2 separate regions of the Homo sapiens genome follow, and region 1 is linked to region 2. Evidence: read pairs that join two places in POLR2A ChIA-PET (ENCODE). Cell type or tissue: IMR-90. All regions are shown on one strand. Each heading gives the region's core, and the rest is flanking DNA. Links, peaks and the distances in the headings are about the cores only. Region 1 has its middle 180 kb from the start of LINC00670. Region 2 has its middle 40 kb from the start of LINC00670.

Region 1 (10,609 bases), core at 1,494-9,493, 140 kb after region 2:
AGGCAGAGTGTTTTTAGGCTATATTACCTGAATATAATCCAATAAACTTAGTTAGAAATAAAGAATATGAGTGGAAAAAACCTTTAATAGTTGGAAATTAGGAAACATACTTCTAAATAACTCTTGGAACAAAGAAATAGGAAATCAAAATTGAAAACACAAGCTAGCTGGATAAAAAAAAAAAAAAGAATATATCATACCAAAATATGTATAGCTGTAGAAGCTATCCTGAAAGGAAAATTAATAGCCCTAAATGCTTTTATTAGTGCAGGTAAGAATTAGAGCTAATTTATTTGAAAATAGAACTAGAAGAAAAGTAATAAATAAATCAACAAGTTTGATTTGGGGGTAAGAAGAAACAATAAAATAGGCAAACTTCTAGCAAATGCAATCAGGGAAAAAAGCAAAACTAAAGAAAGTAAAATTAAAATCAAGACATGGAACATAGTAACAAATGCAGAGGGTAAGTAAATATCACATTCCAATCAATCCATACGATTTCTAACTGATGAAATTCATCATGATTTGAAAACTGTGAAATCACTAGAATGTTTCTCCCCAAAGCCCTGTAAACCTGAATAGATTAGAAGGAACTGAAAAGATGTTGAAAAGATGTTCAAAGAATTTACCATCTAACAAGATTCAGGGCTAAAAATGTGTCAAGAAGAGAGCCAATGTACTAAAGACCAAAAATATTTAAGACTATATAAACATTTCAGGGTCCTGATCCATTATTTAAATTTAAAAAAAACTAATTATTGTAGCAGAAAAGAGAAATTATAGGCCATTCTAATGTATGAAGTTTAAAAAATCCTCAATCAAATACTCAGAAAAAGAATTCATCAGAAAATTAAAAGAATGCTCTTAACAAGATTTAGCTAAAGGACATAAATGATTTAATACGAAGAAATACAATAATTAAATGCACCGCACTTTTTTTCTCAACAGTCATAAGGCAATCACAAATTCACACGATAACTAATAAAAATAGAAATAAAAACTATTAATAAAGGAAACTTACTTTAATTGTAAATTATAAAATGCTGTGAGGGGTCTTTTAGAAGTTCATGAAAATGCATATTATGAAAAAACTTTGCATGGATTTCAAAATTTTTTTGCACCACGATAAACTCATACTAACTTGTTATAACATGTCTGAATAAGATCCACTGTGAGGCACTAAGATGAATATGACATCAATTTGAAAAGTCCTTATCAGAACAACATGAATTCTGCTAAAATTGAGGCAAGAACAAAATCAAATTTATGGTAAAGCTTTTGTAGAAGAATAATGAAAAATAGTTGATTCTTTATGAAAAGTTTACGGGGACAATGCCCCAAAGAAAACAGCAGTTTACGTAGAAGAGCTTGCTATAAGAAGAGACAAGACAATTATGAAGATGAAGAAAGCAGCAGCAAACCATTCACATCAATTTGTGAGAACAAAAATTAATCTAGTTCATGCCCTAATTGAAGAGGACTGATGATTAACAGCAGAAATAAGAGCCAACACCATAGACATCTCAATTGGTTCAGCTTATATAATTCTGACTGAAAAAGTTTACCAAACTTTTCACTCAATAGCTATCAAAACCATTGTGCCTAGGTCAACTGTAGACAAGAGCAGAGCTTTATATAGAAATTCCAAATTAGTGGGATCAAGATGCTGAAGCATTTCTTTAAAGCATGTAACAGGAAATCAAATATGGCCTTCCTAATACTATCCTGAATACAATAAGCAATCAAAGCAGTGGCTACCAAGAGGTAGAAGTGGTCCAGTCAAAGCAGAAGCGGACGGACGGGTCAAGAGCAAGGATCGTGGCCAAGGATTTTGTGGGATGCTCAAGGCATTTTGCTTGCTGATTTCTAGAGAGCCAAAGAAAAATAACACTTGCTTATTATAAGAGTGTTTTGAGAAAGTTAGCCAGATCTTTAGCAGAGAAACACCCAGGTAAGCTTCCCCAGGAGAATCCTTCTCCACCACGACAATGCTCCTGCTCACTTGTCTCATCAATCAAGGACAATTTTGCAGGCATTTCGATGGGAAATCATTAGGCATCCACTTTACAGTCCTGATTTGGCTCCTTCTGACTTCTTTTTGTTTCCCAATTAAAAAAAAAATCTTTAAAAGGCACCTGTTTTTCTTCAGTTAATAATGTAAAAAAGGCTGCATGGACATGCTTAAATATCCAGGATCCTCAGCTCCTTAGGGATGGACTAAATAGCTGGTATCAGCACTTTAAAAAGTGTCTTGAACATGATGAAGCTTATATTGAGAAATAAAGTTTGTATTTTTTTATCTTTTAATTTTATTTTCCACAAACTTTTCAAAGTACCCTTGTATGTAAGGATTACTACCTTCATGTTACTTAGTGCAAGTCTCTACATTTGTGGTGGGTGGCCAGTAAATGTTCATCCAATTGAACTAAATGCTTAGTGCCAAATGAATGGTCTATGCAGTAAACAGTCTACAGTTTCAGAGGAGAGAAACTCACTAAAGCCTGCATTGGTCAGGCATGGGAAAAGAGGTTAGATTCAGCATCATTTCCATTTACAAATCCAAGAGGAAGGCATTCCCCAAGGAGGGGATGTCAGAAGCACAAAATTCAGAGTAACGGAATTAAGAAACAGTTTTAAGACTGTTATTTATCCTGCCAGCACAGGGAGCCATTGACATTTTTGTCAGGGGTGTGAAATGTACCAAGTTCTATTTTAGGGATATGCATTTGAAAGGAGTATGGATTCAAACACAAACGGGCAGTATGATGTATTAACAGTCTATATTGTAACAGTTCAGATCAGGCCCAGTGTTCTATAGAACAGTGAAATGTACCAAGTTCTATTTTAGGGATATTCATTTGAAGGGAGTACGGATTCAAACACAAATGGGCAGTATGATGTATTAACAGTCTATATTGTAATAGTTCAGGTCAGGACCAGTGTTATATAGAAGAGGGAATTGGAGAGAAGGGATAGGTTCTGCTCTGTGAAAAGCCTATACATTAGTCCTCCATTATTCAAAGTTTCTCTTTCTGCAGTTGTCACTTAGTAGCCCTCTCTGTTATCAGATCTATTGCCACAATATTATGGAACTTGTACTCAAGTAACCCTTATTTGACTTAGTAATGACTCCAAAGCACAAGAGTGGTGATGCTGGCAATTTGGATATCCCAAAGGGAAATAATAAAGTGCTTCCTGGGCTGGGCATGGTGGCTCATGCCTGTAATCCCAGCACTTTGGAAGGCTGAGGCGGGCAGATCACCTGAGGTCAGGAGTTCAAGACCAGCCTGGCCAGCATGGTGAAACCTCATCTCTACTAAAAATACAAAAATTAGCTGGGCATGGTGGCTGGTACCTTTAATCCCAGGTACTCGGGAGGCTGAGGCAGGAGAATCGCTTGAACCTGGGAGGCGGAGGTTGCAGTGAGCCGAGATTACGCCACTGCACTCCGGCCTGGGCAACAGAGTGAGACTCTGTCTCAATAATAATAATAATAATAATAATAATAATAATAATAATAATAATAATAAATAAATAAAGTGCTTCCTTTAAGTAAAATGTGACCTTGGCTAGGGTCTGTTACTATCCATAGTTTCAAGCTCCTGCTGAGGGTCTTGGAAGGTATCCCCAGAGGATAAGTGCAGACTGCTACAGTGTCCTTCCCCACCCCAAATCCCTGACTTCATTTTTCTACATCAGTTCAAAGACATGCACCTGACACCTTCCTCTCTCTGCTTCTCCACGGCCACACCATCGTCAAGTCTTGTTGATTTTACATCTTAACTCTCTCAAATCATCTGCTATGTCTCTTTGTTGCCACCGCTTGCATCCTTTCCCATCTGGACTGTCATAAGTTCTCAGCTGCTTTTCCACATCTTCTCCAGCCCCCTTAAAATCTGTTCTTCAAATCAAACATTGGATGATTTTAACTGAAATTATAATATTCCCTTTCTCTCTCTGACACACGCGCGCGCGCACACACACACACACACACACGTACCCTACAGGTTAAGTATCCCTTATCTCAAATGTTTGGGAGAAGAGGCATCTCCAATTTTGGATTTTGAAGTACTTCCATATACATAATAAGGTATCTTAGGGATGGAACTCAAGTCTAAACATAAAATTCCTCTGTGTTTCATATACACCTTATCCACCTAGCTTGAAAGTAATTTTATAAAATATTTTAAATTATATTTTGTGTATGAAGCCAAGTTTGTGTACATCAGACCATCGGAAGGCAACCTCAGCCACCCATATGGTTCTACGTGAACACTCAAAGATTTGGATTTTAGAGCATTTTGGATTATTTGGGTTAGGGATGTTCAACCTGTACTAGTATGCTGTAGCTAGTAGTTGCCAGTAACTAGTCATTGAGCTGCTAGGATATCCAGGCACAATTGTAGACATCGAAAACAGCAATTTTCCTTGCCCCACAGAGGTACTATCTAGTACAGCAGGCAGAAAATAAAGAAAAGAGTAAAAAAACCAATTCAGTTATGAATAAATATTAGCATGAGCAATCAAGCAGGATCAAGAGATAGAGCAGGATGAGGAAAATTCTTCGGGCCTGGGGAGCCAGGGGAAGTTTCCATGAGTGGTACATTTGAGCAGGTGTTGATTAAATACTTAACAATGATGTAGGGAAGGATGGAAAGAAGAAAATTGGGGGCTACAGCACATCCACCTTCGCATGCTGACTGTGGTTTCACAAGGGATTTACCTGATTTTTGGAAGAATTTTAAACCTGCAGCTTGATTTCAATCACTATAACTTCATTTATGCTGTAAGCACTGAGAAGATAATAAACATTCTCCCAGGAATCAAGTGATCAGGTTTGTCTGGTTAATTTTAGAATGCTAAAAAAAAAGTTGGACTGCAAGAATAGGAACTATATTGGAAACTACATTCTCAAGGAGACCTTTTTTTAGGTAAATAAAAGTCACTTGGCTCTTAGTGACTGTATTACACATAGTTTCCTCAGATTTTTCTAGTACTAAACCCTGTGGAAATATATATAACTGACTTAGAAAAATAAAATGTGGCTCTTATTCTGCCTGTCCCTTTGTTGCTGTTGGTTTTTCCACTTCTAGAAGCTTTCATAAACAATTCTCAGGGCAATTTAAATTAGAGAAAGAGCCTCCAGCCTCTGGACCACACCTCAGCTTTCAGTGTAATTCTAGAAAACATGTCACAGTCCAAATAAGAAAATTAACACATTGTCCCCTATTAAAGCCAATTTTTGCCTAAATAAATGAAATATGAACATTTTATGTCCAAATGTCTTGGGAATTTTAGAAGATTACCCATTGTACAAAATAAGACCTCTTCTCAAGAGAGTTGGCTTTCTGGTATATAGATAACTTCATAATAAAACTCAGTATCCTATTTTGACAGGATATCCCAAAAAAGATCCTTCACAAAGGTTACTCAAGTCCCAAGAGAGGAACCATAATTGGGGTTCAGTTAAGAAAAAAACAGGAGGCCAGGTGCAGTGGCTCACACCTATATATAATCCCAGCACTTTGGAGGCCAAGGTGGGTGGATCTCTTGAGGCCAGGAGTTTGAGACCTGCCTGGCCAACATGGCCAAACCTGTCTCTACTAAAATAAATAAATAAAAAATAAAAAGTATCCAGGTATGTTGGCACACACCTGTAAATCCCACCTACTCAGGGAGGCTGAGGCACGAGAATTGCTTGAACCCAGGAGGTGGAAGTTGCAGTGAACCAAGATCATGCCACTGTACTCCAGCCTGGGCAACAGAGCGAGACTCTGCCTCAAAAAAAAAAAAAAAAAAGAATGGTTGTGTTAAAACTCATTAATATAAGAAACTTTAGAGCTGTTGTAATCGCTTTGTAAAATGTGAGATGAATACCAAAAATGCCAGAAGCTTTGAATAAACCATTCCATGCAATAAAAAGGATTTTTTGCAAATGGAAATGCAAATGGGACAACAGAAAAAACTCCAGAGGTTGTTTGTTACAGATATGCAGCATTTCACAGAACAAATTTTACCTAAGAAACATGTAATCAAGGGGTGTGGAGAAGGGGGAAAAGGGTGATAAGTTTTTTCCATTTTAGAAGCAGGTCATTTTTTCAATTTAAATTTAGATTTTTCTATTAATATATTATCAGTAGGAAAGCTATTCCAAAAATAATTTGAGGAACAAGTTGTAAAAGACTCCAGAGCCAATTAAAAAAAAAAGACTATTTTTTAAAAGACATCAAATAAGTTTGATTCTGGGAGTAATGAAAATGTTCCAAAACTGTGGTGATGGTTGTATAATTCTGGAAATATACTAAAAAACATTGAATTGCACACTATACGTGTTTTAAATTAGTCGATTGTATGGTATGTGATATATGTGTATATTTTACAGAGTTTTATTTTAAAATATTTGATTGACAGATAAAATGGTAAATATTCAAGGTGATGATTTGATAAATGTATACATTGTATATTGATTGCCACAATCAAATTGACGAACACATCCATCACCACACATAGTTACCATTTGTGGGGGTGCTCACCAGGGACACTTAAAATCTGTTCTGTTATCAAATTTCAAAGAAGCAATACAGAATTATTAACCATAGTCACCATGCGTACATTAGATCCAGAGCACTTATCTATCTTGTAGTTGAAAGTCTGCACCCTTTGACCAACATGTCCCCAGTTTCTATGTGGTCAGAAGCGAGGCTGGCCTGTGAGAATTTCAAAGAACCCAGATGCTTACGGGGACAGATTTTTAACAGATCCTTGCGTAGAGTAGACCTTGAGATGAATTAGGTAGGATCCAGGGACAGTGAATCTTTTCATCTCTTTTATTTTCCTGCTTTTCCATAAGTCTGCCCTCCACTGCACACCATTCTTTTCCACAGTTGTCAATGTTGTCTTGATGATCTAGTCTTCTAAATCGTTCACAGTATTGAATTAAATATAGCACGAACTACCTGTTACAATTTTTTTAGTTCTCGATTCTCTAGTTAAAACGCTTCGCTTGAAAAACTGCTTATCGGCTGGGAGTGGTGGTTCACGACTGTAATCCCAGCACTTTGGGAAGCCAAGGCAGAAGGATCGCTTGAGCCCAGGAGTTTGAGACCAGCCCAGGCAACATAGCGAGACCTCATCTCTAGAAAACATTTTCAAAAATCAACTGGGCACGGTGGCACGTGCCTGTGGTCCCAGCTACTGGGGAGACCGAAGTGGGAGGATGGTTTGAGTACAGGAATGTTGAGGCAGCAGTGAGCGGTGATCACGCCACTGCACTCCAGCCTGGGTGACAGACAGAGGCTTCATATCTAACAAAAAAAAAAAAAAAAAAAAGAAAGAAAGAAAGAAAGAAAGAAAAAAAGGAAAAGAAAGAAAGAAAAAAAACTTCTATGATTTTTATTTCCTGACTTTTAAAAATGAAAAACTATGTTGCCTTTTTTTTCTGAGCAATAATAGTGTGTGCATGTGTGTGTGTGTGTGTGTGTGTGTGTGTTTCAGGAAACTTCAAGAAAGGTGCCATATGAAACATCTCAGAGTTTGATTTTTTGTTAATCTATAAACATGTTAGTTGGGGAGTTCAGTCAGGAAAACAGAAACAGACAGGTCATTTTCTTGATTTAAACGATGTCAAAATTATTTCTGGGTCTCAGATATTTGCGAGGAATCATGAGTATTTGAGCTCTGGCCACATGAAACTCATTTCACATTATACTCAAACTTCATAGACATGGTTCCTCCTTAAATAGGACCATGCCTTTAAAACCCAGAGTTTCAGACTTAGAAAACAATCTCAACCAGAGGGAGAATTCTTGCGAGGTCAAGAGACTCAATGTCATAGACATCTATGGTAGTGAACTTCTTTCATAAATCTTTGCCATGTAAATGAAGTCACCAAGCTTACTGGAAAATGCAGCTGAAACCCCCTATTTTATAAGATTGTGGTAGATTTGTTGGAAGGGGAATATGAGGCTTACTCCTCTCCTTTCCTCCCTCCCTCCTCCATGTAGAACAAACTGGCTCCAGGAGAAGCACTCCCCAAAGGTCCATCATTTCGTGAAGGCCTTTTTTTTTTTTTTCAGGCATGAGCTCATCACTTTCAGTTAAATAGTAATAAATGATTTGTAAGGAGCAACTTACATCAGTCCTTATAAATAACCACCCACTGCTGCATTTGACTTCCTTGAAATGTTGAGTCAGAGGCTGGATGCGCACAGGGTACCAGCTCTGCAATCTCTCAGTCCCTTGGTGCCAGACAAGTTCGAGTAAGCCTCAGAGCCTGCCAAGGGGACAAGGGCACTGCCTTTCACAGATACAGAACCTCTTTAGGCCACTAAGCCCTGGGTAGAAAAGGCAAAGGCAGCGTGGACCATGTTCCTGGGGTCATTCAGTTGCCATAGACTTTTCCTATTGCTTCTGCCATCAGTAAGTAAACTCTAATCTCCTTTCTACTCTCAGAGCCCTTCATAAACCACCTTTCTCACAGGCTGCTCTCAAGAGTCCTCAGATATAAAGGGCAGACATTCTCATTGTCAGCTACTTTGGGGAAGGCACTTCGTATCCCATACTGAGCAGTAATGTGTGCCTCCCTTCTCTGCTGCTGAACTGTGCGGAAAGCGAGTGACCTTAGTTACAAACAGGGCTAGAATTCAAGGCTTTGAAAGGGCAACACATGGCTTTTCAACTTAACCTATCAGGCATTGACCCCAAATTTTTATCAAAAAGAATGACTTATTAGAAAGAAGGTAAAGAATGGAGGCTGAGCATCAAAAGAACTCGACTTGAGGTTTCTCTTCACCCTTTACTAACCAAGGCTCTCAGCAGTCTTGCTCCAACTTGGCCAAGACATGCAAGCCCTGGACACACAGTGTCCTCCACTGTCAACTGAGATTGTCTAAAATGCCCCTTGCGCCCATCTCACAGGCTTATAGAATCACATGAGAGTGCCAGCACACTTTGGATATATAAAGTGGTGTGCAAATGTTAGGTAGATAGACCACAAACCCACGTAGGATCTGAAGCTATTTCCAACACACAGATACAGAATTCGTAGCTCTAGACTCATAGTGCCCATCCTGCAGTAGATTGAATTATTAATCCCAATCCCGTATGCCTTTCTGCAACCATGGTCTTGACTATATAACTTTGCAATTCTTTCAACTAAAGGCAGAGTATGCTTCCCCTAGGATGACCAACTATCCTGGTTTTCCCAGGACTGAGAGATTTCTCAGGATGTGGCTTTCAGTGCTAAAAACCAGGGAAGTCCCTGGAAACTGGGATGGATTAGACTCTTCCACTTCTTGTATTTGGGCTTGGCCAAGCAACTTGCATTGGCCAATGAGATTCTAGCAAATATGACATGGCAAAGTTTGAAATATGTTTAGGTGGTGATATTTGAGCTCCTGCACTTCTGCCATTGCTATGAAAAGAACTTTCCTCCTCTGAGTAGCTGCTGTCCTTTCTACCTAGGTCCCAGAGTGAACATATATAAAACAGACCTAACTGTAACCTGCAGCCCAGATGGGCCAGTCTGGATATAGCTTAGATTAGTCAACTCCCAACAAACACACAGATATGTGAATAAGAATTAATGTTTGTTGTTTTAAGCCACTGGCTGTTGGAGTGATTTGTTACATAGCAGTAGCTAACTGATATATATCATGTTTCTTCTGTTCAAGGCCACCTTTTGCTTTCTCTGTTCTCAGCAATTTGCCCTGCATTTTTATTATTTATTTTGGGAATGATAGATAAGAGAGATGGTTTGGCTCTGTGTCCCCACCCAAATCTCATGTTGAATTGTAATTCACAATGTTGGGGGAGGGATCTGGTGGGAGGTGACTGGATCATGGGGGTGGATTTCCCCCTTGCTGTTTCCCTGATAGTGAGTTTTCACAAGACCTTATGATTTAGAAGTGTATGGCATTTCCCCCATCTCTCTCTCTCTATCTCTCTCTCTCTCTCTCTCTCTCTCTCTCTCTCTCTCTCTCTCTCTCCTGCTGCCATGTGAAGATGTGCTTGCTTCCCGTTCACCCCTGTGCCATGATTATAAGTTTTCTGAGGCTCCCCAGCCATGCCACCTGTACAGCCTGTGGAACTGTGAGTCAAATAAACCTCTTTTCTTCATAAATTACTCAGTCTCAGGTAGTTCTTTATAGCAGTGTGAGAACAAACTAATGCAATAAGTCATGTTTTGTGGCATAGACTTCTCAGCACCTCTCTGTCTACTGTACAGAAGAAAAATGCTAACTTTGTGATTATTTGTTTTATAAATTGGAAGAAAGAATATATTAATGGATGAGTGTAAACCTCAGACACTTGGTGGTGTTATGATATATTCCCCTCAAAGAAGTATTCTGGATATCAGAAAGTGAATTCTTACAATTTTCTGTTGCTGGGACATCCATTTCGAATACAGGTTTAACTTTCTCATAGCAGAAGCAGGCTCAGTCACCTCGGCAGTTTCCAGTTCTACATCACACCCAAATGGCTCGAACCAGTGCCAGACATAAGAACTCAGAAGCATTTCTTCCACCTATCAGCCTGGGCTACCCGCTTTCCCACTGCTTCCTTTAAAAGGACCATCTCAGCCTGGCGTGATGGCTCATGCCTATAATCC
Region 2 (10,216 bases), core at 1-8,000:
AGTTAACAATACTGTATACCTGAAATTTACTAAGAGGGTAGATTATAAGTGTTCTCACTGAACACATAAAAAGTTAGAAATGTTCTTCTACTATAGCTTCAACTTTAACTTTTATAACATTTGCTATGTCTTTTAGGTACAAAGTATACAAGGACAAATAAAAAGGCAAATATTTGGTATTTTGGAGCTTATTGTTAGTCTCGTCTGCAAGATAGTCATTAAAAGAGTAATTTCTCCTTGAATTCTCATGACAGCAGAGTGAAGAAGATACGGTGTTAATTGGGTTTACAGATAAGGAGACAGAGTCTCCAAGACATCAGGCAAATTGCCTTAGCTGGGATTCAAACCCAGCCTAGTGAACAGGACGGAGGAATACATTCAAGCCAGAAGTAATGACAGGTCCTGGAGGGGAAAAGCTTGATGTATTTGAGGAAAGAAAAGAAAACCTGTGACTGAAGACGAGGGACCAAGGGGTGAGTGGCTAAAAGCTAAAGAAATATATTGGAGCCATGCCCTTGCTGGGAAATTTGCAAATTTGGCCTCTATGGCATCATTTTTTATTGCTCTTTACTGCCTTGGAGGCTGATTTTAATTCTGCTACTACGTCTTTAATTTCTTGCAGATTGTCTATATCCCAGTTTCTATGTCTTGAAAGCAATTCCATATTCTTCTCTTTCACAAATTTTATTGCTCAAACTCAAGTTGCCTTTATCTCAATCTATTCAGTCTTTCTGATGAGGCACGCAGAGTATGGCGTCTTTAACCAAGTTGCGAAAGCTAAATAGTTGTCTGAATTTTCACATGGATTCTGCATGAGATAATATTCAGATGCTTCTTCTTAGCCATCAAAATGCTGTCCTTTTCTATTGTGCTAGAGTATAGTTTTAATGAACTCCTTGTTAAACTTTTGGCGATGTTACAAACTTCACATCCTTGAACAAGAAAAACCCATCCAGACTCAATTCCCACATGGAGATTAAGTGAAAGGGTGGATCTTGGTCTTACTATCTGTACACTCTGTTATGGTAAATCCACTTCCAAACTCTAGAGCTTATAAAGTATTTTTATGCTCTAGTCTAATTTCTGGCTTCCAGCAGGTTGTCACGTGTATGTTTCCATTCTTCTATGAGAGCACCCTGTTCCATCACTCCTTACCACTTGGTTCTTGGGTTTCTGAACTGATGCAGTGCTTGCAAAGCAAAAATCCTCGGAATGCACAGCTCTTGAGATCTTTCCTGATTTCATTCCCACTTTACTCTGAGAGATGGCACCCCCTGATAGAGCAGGCCACTCCAGTCTTCCCTGTGCAGGCCAGCTAGTTTCCCGTATTATTTAATTAATTTATTTATTTAGAGACGGAGTTTTGCTCTGTTGCCCAGGCTGGAGTGCAGTGGCACGATCTCAGCTCATTGCAACCTCCGCCTCCTGGGTTCAAGCACTTCTCCTGCCTCAGCCTCCCATGTAGCTGGGATTACAGGTGCACATCACCATGCCCGGCTAATTGTTTTGTATTTTTAGTAGAGACGGGTTTCACCATGTTGACCAGGCTGGTTTCGAACTCCTAACTTCAAGTGATCCACCCGACTTGGCCTCCCAAAGTGCTGGGATTACAGGCATGAGCCACTGTGCCCAGCCCAATTAATGCTATGTTCACACTTCTATCCTCTTGTCAAGTTGTTTTTCAATGTTTTTCTGAATTATTATCTTTATTTGCGTATTCACAGGAGGCTGCAAGCCTTCTACAACTTTCTATTCATGATGCAACTTCGTAAACATTTGAATTGGACAAGAGCACAAAGAAAGATTTTTGAGGACTGATACCTAACTTCTAATTCTTTATATTGTTAAAAGGAAAAAAGAAAAAAGAAACCTTTACAGTGTGAGGGGTAAACAAAGATTCAGTCAAGGCAATTTGGATCGATAACACCTCCTCATGGTTGCCCGGCCAAAGGTAACAGCTCCACAATATTCTGTCAACCCTAAATTTGTCAATGGGTTTAGAAACTATACAAATATAATTTCTTGATTTTTGCAAATGTGACTTATTCCTTCATTCTTTATTGGTGCCTTTCAGACTCACAAAAATTTGAAGTGACACATCTCAACTGTTTCCTTCCAGCCAGTGATGATGTCTCATGATTGATCGGTATTATTGCATCTTTTATATGTAACATTTTTCTGATATCTGCAGTTTTCTGCCTTATGTTTCCTTTTTCACCCACCCCATTCTTCCTCCCTGGTTTTAGTGGCTCTTCTGATTCCAAGCGTCCATTTTGCAACTCTTGACTTCATCCAAGTCTCCTCAGTTGAAATCTGAAGAGATTATTTTGCAAGTGAGTCAGAAATCACTTCTTGTCAAACATGGTGCCAGAAAATGAGCAGTATCGTGCTCAGTGGGAAAGTATTTACTCTTTCTTTGCTCCTTGCAACTTGAAAGTAAATGCTTCTCTTTCCCTTCTTGGAATTTAATTTCCCAATCTCTATTCCAAAATCGACAAAGACCAGGAAGAGCATACAAGCGCTGGCTCCTCAGTCCCAGTAACATATCATATTTGTCACCTTTAATGTCCCTTAATGTCTTTGTGTCTTGTCTTTCTAATTTAGCTATGACTCCACTAGTAAAAATCATATGACTCATGTCCAAGTCCACATTTAGCAAAATTTCTAAAGCTTTGTTAGTGTGCAAGGCAATGAATATGAAATGAGGTCTGCATTCTTTATTTGGATTAAGTTTAAAGCTTTTCAAAGAACACCATCTGAAAATGTCACAGCATGACAAAGCAGCCATCCCTATAGGAGTCTACCCACAGAGTGCAGGACTCCAGGATAAAATACATTCTTTACCTTGCTGTCTTGTAACCACTCATTGCCACTTGCACGCTGGCCCCAGCAATTTTATACATGAATGAAATAAGGTAAAAATTAACAAGCAAATTCACAACAAGATTAATTTCAGATGGAAAATAATCTAGAGGAGAAAGCTAAAATGTGCTGATTAATATAGGATAGAATGAATCAAGGGTCAATAACTTTTGGCCTGGGAGCCACGTTTGACCTATTTTTGTAAATAAAGTTTTATTGGAACATAACCATGCACATTCATTTACGTATTGTCTATACAACTGCTTTCCCATTACAAAGACAGAGTGGAGTAGTTGCAACAGCCTAAAATGTTTACTATCTGTCCCTTTACAGAAAAAGTTTGCCCATCCCTGGGGTAAGCGATTGTTGGTTTCTACCCAGAATCCATTCCTCGCTTTCTCTTTCCTAACAAGATCCTGATTTATCTATGTTCGATCTCTCCCCCATACATCTCAGGTGTTTCAAGAGGTGATCACTGTCCCCCATCGGTGGGGGTGAGCCTGACCTGTCCAATGGGGGTCCCGTCAAGCTCCCCACATTAACTGGAACAGGAGCTTGGGTCTCAGCCGCTCAGCACAAGGAAACCCTCCCAATCACAGAGATTCTTTCAAAAATGGTTATGGGACCCAATTTGAATCATATGAGGAAAAGATTGCTCAAGGTTTCTGGGAAATAAGCTTCTCTGCTTTTAATAGAGGCCCACTGGAAGAAGCACTCTCTCGTCTCCTGGGTGGTGTGTGTGGTACCCTAGCCATGTTGCCACCAGGAGAAAACGTAGCCATCACAGAGAAGGGTACAGCTAAGAGAAATGCAGAGAAATAGATCTGGAATCCAGCTTTAGCTCACCTTGGAAGCTGCCTTATTTCTGGATTTCCAATTATTTGAGACAATTAATTTAATTACTCAAGCTAGTGTGAGTATTGGGTTTTCTGTTATTTGCAACATAATAATTTTTAACCAATAGACATATTTTCACTCCATTTACCTAGTGTCATAGGATGTTGTGTTAATCTTATTTATTTGTAGGCCTAAAAATGTCTTTATGTCTGGACAGAATTACCTTCCATTTCTTTCTACCAATATCTCTTGGTAGCTGCCTCTTAGAGTTACTGCTCGGCATTTTCTTAAAGAAGGAGACAGAATCCCTCAAAATTCGTGGTGGTCACTATTCTTTGTGATGCCTTTTGGTATCCTTTACTCTGTCATAGTTCTTGCTACTACTATTTCTTGATTAGAGGGTAGAAAATCTCTGTGTGATATTTCATTGCAATTCTTCATTAGCTTTCTATTTTTTGTCCTCACAACTATCCAACAATCTTAATAAGGTTTATAAGACCCTCCACGCTCTGTCCTCTGTCTGGTGCCCTGGCCTCATCCTGGACCATTGTGTCCTGCTCACTCTACTCTTGAATGCACCACTTTTTCTATTAGTTTCTCTAAGGAGCCATATTCTTTTGTGTCTCCAAACTGTTCTCTGCCTGATATGCTTCTTTCCCCATTTTCACCTATATCATTCTTGTTCATCCTTCAAATCTCAACCCAATGGTTGTTTCCTCAAAGATGGCTTGACTGATCGCCAAGACTGGTTTAGCTCCCCCTGTTACCTGCTCCCATCCACCACAGACTTCCCATTTCACAGCCCTCTAACTTACAGCCACTTATTCAAAATCTATATTCATAGTAGACGGCGAGCTCCAGGGAGGCTGAGACCAGGACATTTTTTTTTTTGGCTCACCGCTAGGTCCCAAGTCCTCAGCATTGTACCTGGCACAGAGCTGGTCCTCAATGCATAGAACTCCTGACTACATACATAGTTTTGACCATTTTTAAAGTTACAGAAAACACCAATGTTTAAATGCAGAGTACACTTCTGGTGACTCATGTCTACTGACTTGAAGAGAATGTTGGATAAACACTAATAAATTCTTATTCTCTGACTCTGTTTTCTAGAAAACATGCAGAACATCAGCTTTAAAATCTGACAACCATTTCTGTCTTAAAATATAGCAGGATCTCAGACAGGCCCTCAGAATGTACTATCTCGAACTTCTGAGCTTCTACAGAGTACATTTTAATAATTTCAGTCTTCTGATGGGAAAACCGAGATTGAAGAGGATAAGTAATTTAACTTGCTAATGACGTGTAAATCTTAAGCTGCAGACATCACCATCACAGATCACCCAGGTTGATTTTGAAACCTAGAGAGTAACTTCTCCCCAAGTAGACATGGGTGAAGATTTTGTGGCCACTTAGGTCACCGTGATTCCAGGTGTACATTCTGTCTGTCTCTGTGTTTGTGTGTGTGTTTGTGTGTGTGTACACATGCTGCTATGGCCAAAACTGTGTCCCCCAAAATTCATATGTTGAGGCTCTAATTCCCAATGTTATAGTATTTAGAGAGGGGGCCTTTGAGAAGTAATTAGGTACAGATGAGTTCCTCAGGATGGGTTCTAATAATGGAGTCAGTGCCCTTACAAGAAGAGATATTAGACAGCTCTCCTTCTTTCTCTGAAATGTGAAGGCAAAGTAAGCAGGCTGCTATCTGCAAGCCAGGAAGAGAGCCCTCACCAGAACCTAACCCTGCTGGCACCCTGATCGCAAACTTACAGCCTCCAGAATGGTGAGACAATAAATTTCTGTTGCTTATGCCATCCAGTCTACAGTATTTTGTTATGGCAACCCAAGCTTACAAAGACACCTAAAGTGAATGAAGTCTGTGTCTCATCTCCAAAATATCTCTTAAATTTCTTAGATCCTTTATCCACTTTCATTGTTTCCACTGGAATCCAATCTTCCATCATCTCTCCTGGACAGCTATATACATGTTAACCTTCCTCTTAATTGGATTCTCACATGGCAGCCAGAGAGCTATAAATCTGATATTGTTTAACCACATGCTTAAATCATTTCAAAAAACTTCTCATCACTCTTAGGAAAAAAAAAAATTCCTGATAAAGTTATCAAATATGTGGACCAAATTCTGGAATAAAAATCAAGACTTAAGAAGTCTTGATTTTTATTTAAGTCAAGACTTAAAAATGGTTGAATGCATTCAGAAAACAGCATCACTCATTTTTATATCAACTAATTTCATAAGATGTTTGAGTGGAAAGTTTTACAAAAGACTGTAAATTTCATTGATGAGAGAGGTACAGTGGCTGCCTCAGTTTTAGTCTAAGCTGCTTTAACCCCCAGAGCTCATATGTATCAGGACATGCTCCTGTGGGTCAACCAGATGTCAGTTTTCCTGAAGACAGGAGAAGCTTGTTGAGTTAGAGGTCATTTAAAGGAAAAGAAGAAACAGGAAAATAGGCTCCTTTCATTAATTTTTTTTAAAGGTACTAAGTCAGGACAGGGCCTGGAGGAGCAGGGTCATTCTGAGTTTAGCAGTTTGTCTGTCACTCAGCCAAACCAGGTATGCCATCAGTCCTGTATTCAAGTCTTTTTTTGAATAGGGGAACAATAAATGAAAAGAGGATGAGCCAGTTCAGTATAATCTCTTGAGAAAATGGAGCACAGAGAGTCACAGATCAGGTCACTGCCAACAGAGGGTAACTCAAAAGAGGGCTAGACCTTCCCTCCACTTCTTTCTTTCTTTTTCTTTTTTTTTTTCTTTGACGGAGTCTTGCTCTGTTGCCAGGCTGGAGTGCAGTGGTGTGATCTCAAGCGATTCCCCTGCCTCAGCCTCCCGAGTAGCTGGGACTACAGGCGCACGCCACCAACCCCGGCTAATTTTTTGTATTTTAGGAGAGACGGGGTTTCACCATGTTGGCCAGGATGGCCTCAATCTCCTGACCTCGTGATCCGCCCACCTTGGCCTCCCAAAGTGCTGGGATTACAGGCGTGAGCCACAGCGTGCAGCCTCCTCCACTTCTTTCTACACCTTAGGCAGCACTAGTACTTTGACAAGGGGGACAGTGGTGCTTGGCAGGAGATGCTTGTGCACGGTAGGGTGGTAGGCACTACCATGTAATAGTAACATCCAGCAGATGATAGGCAGAGGATAGTGGAACACCGTGGGGGATATAAGTGCCTGGTAGCAATAGATCTGGGGCTGGAAAGAAGAGGGAAAAGGAAAGGCAAGCTCCAGGTGGCAACTGATCAGTTAGCTCATGTATGAAAACATGGGAGAGACACCACCATAACATAGTCGGAGTGGATTTTCTGGGATCTGAAGCCTTATTGATGAAAAGATGACAGGAAGAAAGGAAGGGTTGAATATCAGCTCTTTTTTTTTTTTTTTTTTTTTGAGACAGAGTCTTGCTCTGTCACCCAGGCTAGAGTGCAGTGGCGCAATCTTGGCTCTCTGCAATCTCCGCCTCTCAGGTTCAAGCAATTCCCTGCCTCAACCTCCCGAGTAGCTGGGATTACAGGCGCCCGCCACCACGCCCAGCTAGTTTTTGTATTTATAGTAGAGACAGGGTTTCACCATCTTGGCCAGGCTGGTCTTGAACACCTGACCTCATGATCCACCCGCCTCGGCCTCCCAAAGTGCTGGAATTACAGGCAAATATAAGTTCTTAAAAAAAGGTTTTCACTTTTGGTGCAGCTAATGAAACAATCGTATGCATGGTGATGGGGATCATGTTAAGAGATTAAAACGTGAACGTGGAATATGGAAAATTCCTCCCTTCCCCTTAAAAATCAAATGTTTCCTTATAATATTGATGTCATTAGTGTGTGATGCTTTAATAAAATAATTTTAATAATATAATTAAATTATTTAAATGCAATAGGCAATAATACAATCTGGGGAAGGGGGACTTGTAATTGGAGTGAGGAGTGACAAGAGTGGGTAAATCGGACAGAACAAACTCGAGGAGATGTTTATAAATCCCGAGGGAAGTAAAGAGAAGCTGAGTTTCCAGGGAGAAGCATGGGTGAGAAGCCCAGAAACACAAGTTGAGTGCTGGATTGTGCTGTGCCGGCTCTGAAATTGTAACTAAGATGACAGTGGCAAACAATATGGAACAGCCATGCCTTCCTTTAGGTGGATTTGTGAGAAAGGAGTTTTACAGCAATGTCTAATATAACTTGGTTGCCTAAATATTGTATCAACTATTAGTAACACTGAACTCTGTTCAACATTCTTGGAAAATTTTCATTCACATAATAGAAAGACAAGCTGTGACATGGGTGATATGCCAACGCAGTAAACCCCATCGGATCTGAGAGCCTCAACTTCATTTGGGCAGGGGATAGTCTTTGAAAAATTAGACAGGGATTTGGTGATGTACAAATTCAAGTGATGTGACAGATTTATGTGACTTATAATGATTCGTGGTTTTGAAATGTAACATGAAATGCCAGACTGTGAGTGTCTGGAGACCACCAGCATCGAAAAGGCCTCTCTATAATAGCTGCCGCATTATTTATGTTAAGTCCGGTTTTGCACATTGAACAGTTTTGTTTTCAAAGTGAAGGCCAAGATCCTCGATTTCTAAACCAGAATGCTACACTGACCCCAGAGACATTTGCTTTCTTAACACACCCAGCCTTCACTGACTCGACGGTTGAATTTGGGCAGAAGAACACCACACACACTGTTTGCTTGCAGTTGTTTGACTTTATTTTATTTACAAATCATAAGCACATTTGGGCTGCTGAGCACTTCTCTCACTGAAGGCTCTTGCCAGCCCAGAGCAGATGGAGACACAAATCAGGCCCTGTCTCCCTTCCTCTGCACATGGCCACACAGAGGGTTTTGTGTCTCGGGTCCCTTTGTGTCCTGTAGATATTTGCTCCCTTCCCGAATGTGCATGAGGCTTCAGAGGGACCAACATCCTCCACTTCGGGGCCAGAAGTAGAGTAACTCATGGCCATGGAGGAATTCGTGCCAGATGTGGCTTCTCTTCCCTTTAGCTCCTCGATTATTCCTGGAATATCAGCCCATTCAAGTGTCATGCATTTTAATGTTTGATCATTTCCAACTTACCACTTAAAATGTGTACTTGTCTTTCTTGGGAGGTATAAGTATTTTACCCATAGTGGATATTCCAGGGCTTTGATTTGCTTTAATGACATTGGTCAAAAATAGAAAATCTTATATGGTGAGTTTTCTTTTTTCCTACTTTAGATTTTTCTTTTTAAGTCAATTTTATTAAGGCATAATTTACATACAATAAAATGTACCACATTTATAGTGTACAGTTTGATGAGTTTTGAAAAATATATAGACCCATGAAACTACTATCACAAGATCTATAATATTTCCCTATCCCTTGAAGGCAACCACTGGTCTCTGTTGCCACTATTGAGTAGATTTATCTTTTCTAGGTATGCTATAAATGGATTCATAAAGTGTATATTCTTTGTGTCTGACTCTTTCATTGCATATAATGTCTTTGAGTTTCATCCATGTGTTTTCATTTATCAGCTATTCCTCTTAATTGTGAGATAGTATTCTATTGTATGAATATAGCATAATTTATTTATTCTTTCACCTGTGAATGGGTCTTTGGATTGTTTACTGTTTGGGGTTATTATGGATAAAGCTGCTAAGCACATTTGTGAACAAGTTTTTTTTTTTAATGGACTTTTTCATCTCCCTTGGGTAAATGCCTAAGAGCAGGTTCATATGGTGTTTGTACATGTAACTTTGGAAGAAACTCCAAACAGATTTGCAAAATGGTTCTGCCATTTGGCACTCCCTCCAACCACGTGTGTGTTTCAGTTGTACCATATGTTCGCCAAAACCTGTTTAGTAAATTGGAAGCCAGATGTTTTAAAACATTAAAGTTTGTATATAAACAATTGACTCCTCCTTAATATTGGATTGCTGTCAATTTCTACCTCTAGGTTTGTACCTAGTAAATACTATGGATGCATTTTTTAAAATAAATACTTTGTTAATTACATTTGATATATCTTATATCGTTTCTCGTTGTGGGAACTCTGAAAGCACCATACATCCTAGTCTCTGACTTACTGACTTTAGTTCTTCTACAGGCTTGGTGTGGCCTCAAGTTTCCTGGTATATATATCCAAGTGCACAGAGAACAGTGGCTAAAACATAGTAGGTTCTCCATAATAATTTGTTGAATAAATGAATGACTGAATATTCTGAAAACTTCTACCTTGAAGTGTGTCATATTGTTGTAAAGAACAACAATTGTATAATTATCTGAAATGCCTTGTCTGACAAATTCAACCATTTGGAACAAGAACCAGGAAGAAAAAGAAATAAACAAAAAAAACCCAGAAATTAAAAAAAAAATTAAAACAACATCAGATGTAGCCAAAATAGATACCATATTTTCTTATACTTCAATTGTAGGTGACTCATCAGTCTCCCAGTTTATAGCTAATTTACTCTAGAATTTTGTATTATCTTCAAAAAGCAGTTTGGGGGAGG

What was found. Peaks named below come from ENCODE experiments on the same cell type or tissue, not always from the same donor. Only the 100,000 strongest peaks of a DNase experiment are listed, where the experiment ranks them.
Region 1: POLR2A ChIA-PET joins it to region 2 with 10 read pairs; 2 of 35 experiments call an interaction of 5 or more read pairs at or near these places.

What each region holds. Positions count from the first base shown.
Region 1 is chr17:12,363,625-12,374,233 of GRCh38, reverse strand. No RefSeq gene overlaps it. Among named protein-coding and RNA genes, the nearest start is that of LINC00670, 180 kb to the left of the region's middle. In IMR-90, for the core only: no CTCF peak of the experiment used is centred there; a DNase peak (open chromatin) is centred at 8,173.
Region 2 is chr17:12,505,346-12,515,561 of GRCh38, reverse strand. No RefSeq gene overlaps it. Among named protein-coding and RNA genes, the nearest start is that of LINC00670, 40 kb to the left of the region's middle. In IMR-90, for the core only: no CTCF peak of the experiment used is centred there; DNase peaks (open chromatin) are centred at 2,371 and 4,751; H3K27ac peaks cover 2,725 bases.